3 separate regions of the Homo sapiens genome follow, and regions 1 and 2 are each linked to region 3. The links are chromatin contacts, found by Hi-C or POLR2A ChIA-PET in ENCODE. All regions are on one chromosome and are shown on one strand. Each heading gives the region's core, a stretch centred on a gene start or an enhancer-like site at or near the end of the contact. The rest is flanking DNA. Distances are from core to core; before and after follow the strand shown. Region 1 holds the start of NDUFAB1 (NADH:ubiquinone oxidoreductase subunit AB1). Region 2 holds the start of GGA2 (golgi associated, gamma adaptin ear containing, ARF binding protein 2). Region 3 holds the start of METTL9 (methyltransferase 9, His-X-His N1(pi)-histidine).

Evidence for each region. Hi-C counts contacts between places; a loop is a spot of excess contacts on that map. ChIA-PET counts read pairs that join two places held with the same protein, here RNA polymerase II (POLR2A). Pooled maps may share reads with other maps.
Region 1: a loop to region 3 is called in a pooled map, with 16 times the contacts of the local background. The contact joins the promoter of NDUFAB1 here to the promoter of METTL9 in region 3. A Hi-C loop is called at or near these places in 8 of 50 pooled maps.
Region 2: a pooled map shows a loop between it and region 3 (9-fold over the local background). The contact joins the promoter of GGA2 here to the promoter of METTL9 in region 3. A Hi-C loop is called at or near these places in 6 of 50 pooled maps. POLR2A ChIA-PET finds 5 or more read pairs at or near these places in 2 of 52 experiments (HEK293 and activated naive CD8-positive, alpha-beta T cell).

Annotation. Positions count from the first base shown.
Region 1 is chr16:23,594,913-23,597,612 of GRCh38, reverse strand. It overlaps NDUFAB1 (NADH:ubiquinone oxidoreductase subunit AB1), which reads left to right and starts at 1,297. Exons shown (of 5, transcript NM_005003.3): 1 at 1,297-1,490. The coding sequence starts at 1,323. RefSeq lists a silencer at 1,550-1,639.
Region 2 is chr16:23,509,139-23,511,849 of GRCh38, reverse strand. GGA2 (golgi associated, gamma adaptin ear containing, ARF binding protein 2) reads left to right here and starts at 1,356. Exons shown (of 17, transcript NM_015044.4): 1 at 1,356-1,529. The coding sequence starts at 1,439. RefSeq lists silencers at 1,080-1,129, 1,200-1,429, 1,500-1,669.
Region 3 is chr16:21,598,260-21,600,962 of GRCh38, reverse strand. METTL9 (methyltransferase 9, His-X-His N1(pi)-histidine) reads right to left here and starts at 1,386. Exons shown (of 5, transcript NM_016025.5): 1 at 1,065-1,386. The coding sequence starts at 1,229. It overlaps LOC101927814 (a long non-coding RNA gene), which reads left to right and starts at 1,578. Exons shown (of 3, transcript NR_110930.1): 1 at 1,578-2,307. RefSeq lists an enhancer at 107-671 and a silencer at 780-1,399.

The sequences.
Region 1 (2,700 bases), core at 48-2,547, 2.0 Mb before region 3:
ATTATTGGATCATTCATTCAGGCAGATTTCAGAATTTGGAGTCATTATCCCGTGTGTTTCCATTTCAGTCAATATCCTTTAGCTCCCTGCTTAGAAATAGGAATTAGCCTTCTTAAACTCCTCCCTCGCTTACCTATTTTTGTTAGCTATTGTAAGGAACATGGCTGTGCTTTGGTCAAGGATAGGCCAAGGTAAGATGTTTACATCCTGCGTGACTCAGCAAGTTTAGACAGAGGCGTATAACTCCACTTGTTATCACAGCCATGTAGGCATAACATGGGAAGGTCATCACTTGGCTCTAAGCCACTATTTTCTGTAAAAGGTATAATTGCCCTGCTGATACTGTACAGGCGTTCGTGCCCAGAGAAAGAGAGAGCCAGAGCTGTCAGTCTTTGCAGACAGACAGGGGGAGCCAGATCACAGCTGAGAGAGAGTTAAGCTGCTGACCCTGAAGGCAAGGGAGAGCCAGCCTCGCAGTTGTGTGGGGGAGCCATGGGACTAAGCAGCTGAGACAAGGCAGACAGTGTGAGAGAACTAGTGTAAGTAAGCTGCTGATGAGAGCTGCTGCTGAATAAAATCATCTTTCACCTGCCTACCGTCCCCTGAGTGTTCTTTCAGCTATCTGTTCATCCACCCACTCCCCTCAGACCTCGATATGGGCTGGAACCTGGCTGTGGGCATGACAGTTGGCATAGTCGTGGACCTGACAGCTATATTATACACTGTCAAGTTTTAAAACATGTATATTGTTTTAATCGTAATTCTCACATTTATTAGTCTTAGGTATTGAAATTGATTATTTTTTCACATTATTATATATATTTTTTTACCTATTCAATAAATGTTAATACTTGTGGAAGAATTGTGGAATCAAAACTTTGTCCTTTTTTTCTTTTAATCTTTTTTGTAATAGAGACGGAGTCTTGCCGTGTTGGCCAGGTTGGTCTTGAACTCCTGAGCTCAAACAGTCCTGCCACCTTGGCCTCCCAAAGTGCTAGGATTAAAGGCGTCAGCCACCGCACCCGGCCCCAAACGTTTAAACAGATGTATTTCAGAACTTTCAGATAAAAAATGAAAGTAGGTTTCTCGTGCCGTGTCGTTTAGGGAAAGACGGCGACGTCTGCACAGTTTAGTTGTGACACCAAGCAGTTGTTCGTCCCCGAACCTGGATGGGCTCCGAGGGCGCAGTGCCTCCAGGAGCCGCCAGGGGCCGCCACCGCCGGCGGTGCCCGACAGCGCTGCCGTGTGCGTCGCCTGCGCGCCGCCGGAAAGGAACCCTGGTCCGGAGGCGGCGGCGCAGTGCATCCTGGGTTGGCGTAGCCATGGCGTCTCGTGTCCTTTCAGCCTATGTCAGCCGCCTGCCCGCGGCCTTTGCGCCGCTGCCCCGGGTCCGGATGCTGGCCGTGGCCCGGCCTCTCAGCACCGCTCTCTGCTCCGCGGGGACCCAGACGAGGCTCGGGACTTTGCAGCCGGCCTTAGTGCTCGCGCAGGTGACTCGTGGTGACTTTGCTGCCGCTTGGCAAGGGTCAGGGATTGGGCCCGGTGGGGGTGGGGGCCGGGCATCCGGGGCGCGCCAGCTGCAGGCAGGGGTGACCCGGGGGGCAGCCGGCTCGCTCCGCAGCCCCGCTGCCTAAAGGTGTTTAGTTGACCCCTGACGGGAGGCCGGGTGACCTCGTAATAACGAGCAAGAGCACTGACTCGAGTCCAGCACTGCTGGGCTGCCGCTTACCGAAACTTTGGACAAGTCTCCTAGCCTGGCTCACACTCACCTGCAAAATTGGGATCCTGGTCTCTACCTTGCGGAGTAGCAATGAGGATTAGATGAGTTAATGCGGCTAGAGCACCTCGTACGGTCTCAAAATAGCGGTCACCGTATTGTAGTGAAAGCAGCATGCAAAGAGGCAGCCACACTGGCCTACAGCCTTCTCCAGAGCGGTTTTCTCTCTGCAGTTCTGTCCTTACTCTTCCCTGCAGCACCTTCTGCCTGTGTCCAGGACTCCTGGAAGTAATTCTAGGAAACAAGCCAAGTGACCTTTGACCAATAAGGATTTGAATTGCGCGGGTCCACTTATATGCGGATTTTTTTTCAACCAAACGCGACCAGTATTTACGGGATGTGCCGCCCCGCGTATAAGGAGGGCAGGCTCTTCCTATAAGCGGATTCTGCAAGGCTGACTGCGGGACGTGAGTGTGCGGGGATTTGGGTATAGTCGGGGGTCCTGGAACCAATCTGCGCAAATACCAAGGAACGACTGTACCTGTAGTATATAGCTTGAGCTGATGAAATCTGCGTGAGGCTGAAACGCCGGGAGGCAGTGATTTCGGTGTTGTTGTTGTTGTTTTTGAGACAGAGTCTCGCTCTGTCACCCAGGCTGTAATGCAGTGGCGTGATCTCAGCTCACTGCAACCTCCGGCTAACGGCAACCTCCGCCTCTCAGGTTCAAGCAATTCTCCTCCCTCAGCCCCCCCGAGTATTTGGGACTACAGGCGCCCGCCACCATGCCCGGCTAAGTTTTGTATTTTTAGTGGAGACGGGGTTTCATCATATTGGCCAGGTTGGTCTTGAACTCCCGACCTCGCAATCCACCCGCCTCGGCCTCCCAAAGTGCTGGGATTACAGGCGTGAACCACCGCGCCCTGCCTTTTTTTTGTTGTTTTCTAAGTTCTCCAGATGACTCTGAAGTGCAGTTGGGAATAAAA
Region 2 (2,711 bases), core at 107-2,606, 1.9 Mb before region 3:
CAGATAAATTTGCCCTTCTTTGACTTCACTTTTGGATTGATTATAACATCTGCTTGGTTCCCTCATGTAATTAAATAAAATATTTAACACGTATTCATTTCATAATTATGATAATCATGACATACTTTTTTGGGAAAATTATCTTTTAACAGAATAAGCAAGTAAATAATACATCGATGGTGTACTGTGTGATGCAGAAAATAAAGCAGAGTATTGAGGAATGCAGGACATGTTAGTTTAGAAGTGTTCCAGGAAACCAGGGAGGTGGAGGTTGCAATGAGCCGAGATAGCACCACTGCACTCCAGCCTGGGCGACAGAGCGAGACTCCATCTGAAAAAAAAAAAAAGTGTTCCAGGAAAACCCTTCTGTGAATAAAAATGCAAGCACATAGGCCGGGCGTGGTGGCTCACCCCTGTAATCCCAGCACTTTGGGAGGGCGAAGCGGGCAGATCACGAGGTCAGGAGTTCGAGACCAGCCTGGCCAACATAGTGAACCCTCGTTTCTACTAAAAATACAAAAAAAAAAAAAATAGCTGGGTGTGGTGGCATGCACCTGTAGTCCCAGCTACTCGGGACGCTGAGGCAGGAGAATCGCTTGAACCCAGGAAGTGGAGGTTGCAGTGAGCCGAGATGGCACCCCTGCACTCCAGCCTAGGCGACAGAGTGAGACTCCGTCTCAAAAAAAGAAAAAAAGAAAAATAAAAAATAAATGCAAGCACTTTGGGAAGTCGAGGTAAGAGGATCTTGTAGCCCAGGAGTTCGAGACCACCCGGGCAACATGGTGAAACCCAGTCTCTAACACACACACACACACACACACACACACACACACGGTGAAACCCAGTCTCTAACACCAGGAGTTCGAGACCACCCGGGCAACATGGTGAAACCCAGTCTCTAACACACACACACACACACACACACACACACACACACACACACGGTGAAACCCAGTCTCTAACACACACACACACACACGCCAGGCGTGGTGGTGCCCTCCCCTAGTCCCAGCTCCTCCGGAGACTGAAGCGGGAGGATCGCTTGAGCCTAGGAGGTGGAGGCTGCAGTGAGCCGTGATCGCGCCATTGGACTCCAGCCTGAGTGACAGAGCAAGACCCCGTCTCTTAAAAAATAAAAATGCTAAAAGAATTATTCGTGTTCTTCTGAAAATCAAATTTAACTGGGCGTCTTGTATTTTATCTGGCAACCGTACGGTGAGTGGTCTTAGAAGACCAGCGCTGGGTGGAGGGATCTGGACTAAGAAATGTTCCGGCCGGTCCCGCGTGGAGGGGGGGCCTGGGGTGGGCGTGGCGCCAGCGGCCCCGCCCCGTCACGTGTCCACCGCTCCTGCCGCGCAGTCAGCAGAGGAGAGCGCCAGGACGCTACAGCGGCTGAAGAGGCAGTGGCGCCCGCGGCCGCAGCGTCGGGGCTGGAGCGATGGCGGCGACCGCGGTGGCGGCGGCTGTGGCGGGAACCGAGTCGGCCCAGGGTCCCCCGGGCCCGGCAGCGTCGCTGGAGCTGTGGCTCAGTGAGTAGCCTGGCAGGCCTTCGGCGCAGCCGCTGCGCCGCACGTGAGGCCTCGCTTCCCGCCTCCCGGGGCCTTGCTTCGGGGCGGGCGGCCGCAGGGGAGGCCGGCGGCCGGGTAGGGGGCCTGGGCCCGGCGCGGTGGGGAAGATCGCCCAGGGGTCCCCCGAGAGGAGCCCCAAGCATCCGCCGGGGCAGCGGCCCCCTTCTGAGCTCTGCCCCTCCCCCTCCGCCCACCCCCCAACTTAGCAGCAGCACAGGACCCCGACCCCCACCCCAATGGCTACGTGACCTGCGCTTTCCCCTGCGCCAGGCACTGTGCTCACAGCGGCTTAGTCCTGCTTAATCCTCATTCCCACCCCGAGCTGGCTTCTATTATTAACCCCACTACGGAAGCGGGGACCTTGAGGCTTAAGGAGACGCAGTCGTGCAAGACATGCAGTCTGTTTGGGGCTGAGAAAGATCTCTATCTGGCTACCGCGTCAAAAAGAAATTTTTTACCTTTTGTGTTTACTTTGGCCAGACTTTTTTTTTTAAACACACACACACGTGTGTGTGTGTGTGCGTATATATATATATGTGTGTTTTTTTTTTCCTTTAAGAGACGGGGTCTCATTATGTTACCCTGGTTGGGCTCAAACCCTTTGGCCAGAATTCTTCTGCATGTCTCCTGTAAGCTTCACAGTCATCTTAGGGGTTATTATTATCTCCGTTTTACCAATGAGGGATTGAGGTTCAAAGGGGATAAAGAATATTCCCCTTGTACCCAGCTCTGCTAGGTGCCAGGAACACTGAGATGCATAACACAGGGTCCTTGCTCACCAAAACATTTTTTAGTGGGTACAAGCCGGCAGTCACATCACCTTACTAACGGGATTGGCGAGGAGGAGGAGGGCGTTCGTTTCACCTGTGGTGGTAGGAGTTGGTTTACCTGGGGGTCGTCACAGCCGACCGCATTCCAGGCAGAAGAAACTGCGTGTGCAAAAGCTGGGGACAAGAGAATGTGGAGCACTCCGGGAACAAGTAGGTCAGTCCGCTGGAGTGCAAGCCTAAAGCTCAGGAATCCGGGAAAGGGGCTGCACGGCTAATTGGGGCGAGATCTTCAAGAGCCTTGTGTGCTGCAGAAAGGAGTTTATGTTTTATCCGAGGGCGGGGTTGCTGTTTGGGAGTTTTCAGCCGGAGAATC
Region 3 (2,703 bases), core at 137-2,636:
AATTCTCTGAACACCTGGCATAATAAAAAAGTAATGTAGGAAAATGAGAAATATATGAAAATGATGAGACACAAGATGATATAGGGAATAATTAATACTCTATGGAAAAGCAAAATGTATTATAAATGCTAGCTATGACAAGCCAACACTCTGGCAGAGTTCAAAAGCCTCTTTTCAATGAATTTAACATTAACTGCAAACTATGTTAAGGTCATATACGAAATATCTCACTTAATTCTACAGTTAACCTGTACACGTTTAAGTGGCGCAAGACTGAGCTAATGAAAAGCCTACCTACCCGGTCACAGCGTAACGCTCACGATGCATAACTAAAACTCCCTCCCGTCCCGTTCTGTTTTAAAAACCCTTCCTGTAAAACTTGCATAATCTTCCTCCTCATCACACACAATCTTTCTAGCAGGCTGACTAAATCCAAGTTTAAAGGAGATCTCTGCTAGGTAGGAGGGGAAGGTTCCGTAGGATGGGAGCGACAACCTGTCAAACCCATTTTTTAAGTGCTTAGGGAGAAATGTCACCCCAATCAGCCTGGAGAGTTCAATGGCTTGCGATGTACAGTTACATTTCTTCACGACCCTTTGTACGTTCTGGGATTCAACGAGACAACAAGAGGGGCTGGCTTTTCGTTTTGTTTCTCGGGGTAATGGATCTGGCCGGGTCTCTTCAGTCTCAGGCCTCGGTGCCAGGCGGGCGCCCCCAGCCACGCTCTGGCCCCAAAGTTCCCCAGTCCCGCTGCCGGGCGTCCGCAGTCACCGCCCGGGACCCAGGAACAATGCGGGGCTCCGGGCCGCTCACGATCGGGCCCGGGAGGCCATGCCCCGCCTGCGCTGCGGAACAAAAGGCGCTCGCGGGGCCGCGGCCGGGTGCCCGGGGCTCGCGGAGTCGACGCCCGGCGGGGAAGGCGCGGGGAAAACTTTCCAAGGGGCCGAGGCGGAGGGGCGAGGGCCGGGCCGCCCCCTCGCGGAGCCGTCCCGCACAATAGCCGGGCCCAGCGCGGGAAGGCCGGGCCGCCACGCCCCCGCCCCGGCCCCGGCCCCAGCCCGTACCTGGTGGTTCTCCTTCCTGCCGCCCGCGGCCGCCGCCGGCCCACCCGGGCCGCTAGTCATGTTCACGTACAGGGAGCGGGTGAGCGGGCTCCGCAGCGTCCACATCCTCCGCGCCAGCCACACGGACGCCAGGCTCAGGCACAGCCAGCCCGCCAGCAGTCTCATCGGGGGCCGCGGCCGCTCGCTCGGATCACCGCCGGCGCCGGGGCGAGGAGGAGGAGGCACCGCCGCCTCCGGCCACCGCCGCCACCGCCCGAGCTCGAGCCATCGCGGCCGCCTTGCCCATCCAGCCCCCTTCAGGGCAAAGGCTGGGGGTGGGGAGGAGCAGCCGGCGCGCAGCCTCGGCACCTCCCCCTTCCCTTCCGGCCGCGGAACGCCGCTGCCCCCTGCACCAGTTTCCATCCGGAGCACTTACGAGCGGCCGCGTCGCTTTCTCCCCCGGCGCCCTCCCTCCGTCCAATGAGCGGGCCGCTGGGAGGCGGGACAAAGGGAGCGCGCATCCGCCCGGAGCGCGTTCTCGTGTCCCGGCCCTGCCTTGGCCTCTAGTAAATGGCGGAGGTGGTTTTAATTTTTTTGAGGGCTGAGGAGATCACTTCCGAAGGCGGTAACTGCAGCCTCCCTGCCCCTCCAAGGTGGTGCTGGAAGGACCTCCAGTCTTTCCTCGCCTCATCCCACTCCACGGCGGGACTTTGACAGGGTTACCTCTCGACCCTCATCCCACTCCACGGCGGGACTTTGACAGGGTCGTGCAGTTAACCCCGGGGGCGCAAAGAGGGGAGTCATTCCTTTCGTGCATCCTGACACACACAGGTTCTTCCCGGAGACGAATGGTGCCAGTGATGGTTGCCCGCTCGGATGCGTAGTTTCCAGTTTACATTTAGAACCGACCTGCCAGACTCCCTCCTCTACTCTCCCCACCACCACGACCCGCCTGCCCCGTTCCCCAAGCCTGAGAAGTTGCTGGCTACGTGTTTCTATAAAGAATGAGTGAAAATTCTGCCTTTTGGGGAAGCTACCGCAGCTGGGGTACCCACAAGTAATGTTTTAGATGTATTGATGGCCCTGCCCAAGAATGAAGACCTCAAGTTAGACTCCTTGGCTGCCTTGTTTCCTTGAATTAGCACAGGGAAGTTGGACCCAACACTCTTAAGAGTGAACTCAGCTCTGGGAGCAGTGTTTAACCCGGATATTTATTTGATCATTTATAACACGAGGAGACCTAGCAACATTTCAGAACTGAAGGGTTAGTTACACTGTGTTCCTGTCTGCAGTTCTTCCTGCTATTATCCAAGCCACAATTAAGGAGTAACATTTCGTGGGAGTCCCTAACTTTAATACTTTCCTAGGTTTGTTTGGAAAGTGCTTTTAATTTAACTGCACCAGAAATAATGTAAATGTGTCTAAGTTCAAAACAAAAGAAGTAAGCCTTTTGGTTAATTCAGCGTTGCACATCAGAGATTTTCATTTATGAAACAGTGGGGTGGTGAGCCACAGATGGGGAACAAAATCATTCCTTACCCAACAGCTTTTTTTTTTTTTTTTTTTTGAAACGGAGTGGAGTCTCGCTCTGTCTCCAGGCTGGAGTGCAGTGGCTCGATCTCGGCTCACTTCAAACTCCGCCTCCCGGGTTCAAGCAATT